2 separate regions of the Homo sapiens genome follow, and region 1 is linked to region 2. Evidence: chromatin loops called from intact Hi-C (ENCODE). Cell type or tissue: PC-9. All regions are shown on one strand.

What was found. A loop is a pair of places that touch in the nucleus more often than their neighbours do. Peaks named below come from ENCODE experiments on the same cell type or tissue, not always from the same donor. Only the 100,000 strongest peaks of a DNase experiment are listed, where the experiment ranks them.
Region 1: it touches region 2 in a loop (9-fold over the local background); 1 of 110 quality-filtered maps calls a loop at or near these places.

Annotation. Positions count from the first base shown.
Region 1 is chr2:10,895,087-10,897,586 of GRCh38, reverse strand. No RefSeq gene overlaps it. Among named protein-coding and RNA genes, the nearest start is that of KCNF1, 16 kb to the left of the region's middle. In PC-9, no CTCF peak of the experiment used is centred here; a DNase peak (open chromatin) is centred at 1,266; H3K27ac peaks cover 559 bases.
Region 2 is chr2:10,716,733-10,719,232 of GRCh38, reverse strand. No RefSeq gene overlaps it. Among named protein-coding and RNA genes, the nearest start is that of ATP6V1C2, 3.6 kb to the left of the region's middle. In PC-9, no CTCF peak of the experiment used is centred here; DNase peaks (open chromatin) are centred at 1,442 and 2,452; H3K27ac peaks cover 1,919 bases.

The DNA.
Region 1 (2,500 bases), 180 kb before region 2:
GTATGATATGAAGAATTGCTATCACTGCACATATTTTTCATAATATTGGGTTTCAAAGGGACCTAGGAAATCAGATACACATTTCTTCACTTCCCAGCACCAATAGATGTATAAGCTTTAATGTCCCAGTCTGTAACAATGTGCTAACAGTCAGATGGAAAAGGAAGTAGAAAGAAGTTAGGTGTTGGGAAGATGCTTCTGTCCCTATTGTTTTCTTTTGGCTTTGCATATGCACTAACGTAGCTTTGCTCACTGTGTCTGCCTCTCCTACGTTCATTCCACCTGCCCCACCAAGCATGTAGTAGCTATGGGGTCTGGATAGGATTGGCCCCATCTCCATCTTCAGAGGGAGTCCTATCAGTCTAAGCCACTCTCATCATTCTCTTGACATATACATCTCTGTATTAGTCCATTTTCACACTGGTAATAAAGACATACCCGAGACTGGGCAATTTACAAAATAAAGTGGTTTATTGGACTTACAGTTCCACATAGCTGGGGAGGCCTCACAATCATGGTGGAAGGCAAGAAGGCAAGTCACATGTTACATGGATCGCAGCAGACAAAGGGAGAGAGCTTGTGCAGGGGAACTCCTCTTTTTAAAACCATCAGATCTCGTGAGACTTATTCACTATCATGAGAACAGCACAGGAAAGAGGTGCCCCATGATTTAATTACCCCCCACTGGGTTCCTCCCAAAACACGTGGGAATTCAAGATGAGATTTGGGTGGGGACACAGCCAAACCATGTCAATCTCCCTTGTCTTCATTATTGTTTTGGGGAAAGACAAGTGGCCCAGTCTCAAACCACTCAGGGTATTTCCCTGGCCATGGTGATGAGGAGTGGACAGAAGCCAAGTTGTTCCAGTTGAAATGTAACAAAAGATTTTTGTTTGATTGTTGAGGCAAGAAAAACTCCCTCTTCTTCTGGATAAGGACAAGAAAGCATGATTCTCTGGAGGCTGTGGCACTCATCTCGCAACCATAAGGAGAGCCAGGCTTCAGATGAAATGTATGTGGTCAAAGGCAGGATGGAGAGACACACTTAGATGTTGTCCTCTTGAAATACTAGATCAAACTGATCCTGAAGCCTGAACTATGTCTGGATTTTCTAGTCACGTGAGCCCATACATTCCTTTATTGCTTAAACCACTTTGCGTTGGAACTGTCAGCATCCCCATTACCAAATTTTGTACAAGGAAATGTGATCATTACAACAAAACTTAAAATCTGTAATTGGTTGAATAGAAGCTGGCAAGTAGCAGTGTCCCAGGTTGGAATGTTGGCGTTCTTGTTTTGCAGGTGTTTAATAGTTATTTGTGGTTTGGGGAGATACAAGCATGCTTGGTCAAGGCTATACCATCAGGGAACACAGAAGAGAAGGATTAGAATGTCAGGGTGATGCCAGGCGCGGTGGCTCACGCCTGTAATCCCAGCACTTTGGGAGGCTGAGGCGGGCGGATCACGGGGTCAGGAGTTCAAGACCAGCCTGGCCAACATGGTGAAACCCCGTTTCTGCTAAAAATACAAAAATTAGCCGGGTGAGGTGGCGGGCGCCTGTAATCCCAGCTACTCGGGGGGCTGAGGCAGATAATTGCTTGAACCCGGGAGGTGGAGGTTGCAGTGAGCCGAGATCGTGCCACTGCACTCCAGCCTGGGCGACAGAGCGAGACTCTGTCTCAAAAAAACAGAAAACAAACAGAATATCAGGGTGACTTGGCTGCTTCTTGCAGTCTTCCCTGAGGTCCTACAAGGAGACAAAGACAGGATTCAAAGGATCCCATCCAAAAGCAGAAAATATAACTTTGATTAAAAAAATAAGCTAAATATCCAATAATATTTATTTATTTAATAATATTTAGCTTATGATTAAAACTTTGTATCTCTGCTCTCTTAGCAAAATTAGACTGCCATCCTAAAATGCCTAAGGCCCGAGAATTTGGAGTTTTTGGAGTTAGAGAAGCCAAATTATTTTCCCAAGATGTTATTGAGGGCAGGAAGTGCAACAGAGGAGAAAATCCAGTTGGAACCTCTGTTCCTTTTCCTTGGACCCATTGGGCATAGCTAGAGACACAGCAAATGCTATGGCCATGGCCACTGGGCATTTTGGAAGCAGGCCGATCTGTCTACTGCAGGTGCTGTTGCCTCTTCTCATAGCTGATCTTGGAACAGGCTTTTTAGGGTGGAGTGGGAGGGAAGGCAGGGAGAACAGGACAGGTTGAACCTGAGGCCTGGGAGGGCAAAAATAAGAAGAGAAAGTCCACTAGAAGGATCTAGGAAGGATGAGAAAAGTTCCAGTGACCAGGAAATAATTCATCCCTGACTAATTGTTCCCTATCGCCCATTCCCACTGGAGGACAGTCTGGGTGGAAGCACTAGTCATGGGAGACCGAGCCCCCAGTCCGGTACCTTCAGGAGGTAAGACATCCTGGGGCTCAGGTTATCCTCTGAAGGCTCCCAAGGCCATGTAGCAGGAAGGAGAACACAAATATGGTATACA
Region 2 (2,500 bases):
TCGGGAGGCTGAGGCAGGAGAATGGCGTGAACCCGGGAGGCGGAGGTTGCAGTGAGCCAAGATTGCGCCACTGCACTCCAGCCTGGGCGATAGAGCGAGACTCCGTCCCAAAAAAAAAAAAAAAAACTAGCTGGACATGGTGGTACGCACCTGCGGTCTCAGCTGCTAGGGAGGCTGAGGCGCGAGAATCACTTGAACCTGAGAGGCAGAGGTTACAGTGAGTCGAGACCATGCCACTGTACTCCAGCCTGGGTGACAGAACAAGACTCCATCTCCAAAAACAAAAAACAAAACAAAACAAAAACAAAAACACACAAATAACTTCTGGACATCATCTGATTAAGAAAATAATAAGGACCTACAGTGTTCCTTGTCTTCCTCAAAATCTTCCTACTCAAAATCTAAAATCTTTCTGGTCTTTCACATCTTAAGTTTCTTGTTTCATAGCTGAATTTATAATGGATGATGTCTACTGCTGCAGGGGTAGCTTGATATTTTTCAAATAACTTTTTATCTGCTTATATAGGTAATTCTCTCCTTTTCTTTTCTCCAACAAGAATGAGCTTGAAATTTCTGTTTTTTAAAAAGAATTTGGCAAACAGAGAAGTATAAGGAAGAAAATAAAAATTACTTGTAATTCTATAATTAGCTGCTGTTAACATTTAAATTCTTTATTACCATTAATGCATATTCATGTATAGATGCAGATTTCTTTGCATGATTGAGATTATATATTATTCATAAATCTTGGCATTCTGCTGTTTGCTTTCTAAAGATCAAAAAAGTTATCAAATGTATCTTATCAGTAAAGGATAATCCAATGTCATCAGAGTTTACCACAGCTCAGAACTTGAGTAAGATTCTGAAGCCAAATAAAGATGCCTTGTTAAACAACTTACATCTTGAAAAGGTGGCAAGGCGGGCGGGAATCTTGTCCAAGAGGTTGTTTGATTTGCATTTCTCAAAGGCAACCACATGTGTACTTACCAGTTTTGAGCTAACTTGTGTTTTTCTCTCACAAAGATCAGCCTTTAACAGATAAATAGGGAGAAAACAACAAAAAGTTCTGGAGCCTGCTCCCTTGGTATATTAAAAGAGTATGATTTAGCATTTACACTGTATAAGGAAAGTATTTTTCTTCCATATTTCAACCTGAAGCACCATTTAGCAACCCATTTTCTGTCCCCTCCCTATACAACTTTAAAGTTTCTGAAATCTGCTGCTAAAAGACTTAAAAGTTTGTGTGCCTTAATCACTGCTTTTAAAATACTCCCCAGGTTATGAAAAATATAGTACCCAGGTCATAATAAACACCATCTCTTCCCAGGAATAAAGGCTGGGGAGGAAATGCCAGGAGTCTTGAGTCATCTGCAGCTTATTATGAATTTGGCTTTAGTTAGTTACTTCTGAAATGTTTCTGCAGTTGGCACTGATCGTGCATTGAGCCAGCTGAAGTCTGTGCAACATTGAACAGTCCCGTCAGGTTTGGGAACCAGAAGGGTGAGGCTGGCCTCGTTGGTCTGTTGTCCTCTGGCCACTCCCAGCTGACATATTTTGAACTTCTTTATTACTTCATAGCCATCCGAAGATGATGCCCTTTCCAAATCAGCCCAGATATCCTTGAATCTCAATCAGCTCACGTGGGTTGTTCTGGCTTTTGCTGAGAAGAGCCCTGGGGAGTTTTTCTATGGGGACAGATCTATAGTACAGAAAAATGCAAGTAGAATTGTCCCTTGCAAGTCAATACGGTGCTGTAGAAACAGATTAGGCTTTGAAATCAGACAGTCAGAAAAGCCGCTTACACTTGCTATGTTTCAGGTTTCCCAGCTGAAAACAAAGGAGCAAGATTATGCCTGCTTTTTAGGCTTGTTATGAGGATAAGATAGAACAGCATTTCTGGTGAGAGCAACCGAATAAGAGCTCCCCTCACTTCTCCCTCTCCTGCTTTCTTAGGTTTCTTTACGGTTTTACATATTAAGTGCAGCACATTGTAATAATCTCTCGAAATCATCTACCATCCTTCTTCAGGGCCCAAAGTCCTCTCATCTGTATTTTCTTTTTCACCCAAAAAGCCTTTGTGATTTTAGGACAGCCATTGTTATCATTGTCACTGTTTTGGTCAGAGAAATTAAGGCCAGGGAATTCTCAGGATTTGTCCTAGTGTACACAGACAAGGAGAAGTCACCTCTGCTCACTTCCTCATCTAACAAGTTTTTTTTTTCCCCCCACAATATTTGCCAGGCACTGTGGAGCATGCAAAAATAAATCAGCATTTTCATACTAGTACTAGAGCAAAGCAAGTCTGATAAACAGAATACTGAGCAGTTCCAACTCACTAAGGTCTGAACACAAAACACTAAGCAGGATGTGATATGTGCATACACACGAGGTGTAGACATACCAGGAAGACCATGATCCTCTTTCACAGATGAGGAAGCAGGCTCAAGGAGATTAACTGAGCTGATCAAAGCACACTTAGTGGTAGAACCGGGTCTTGAAC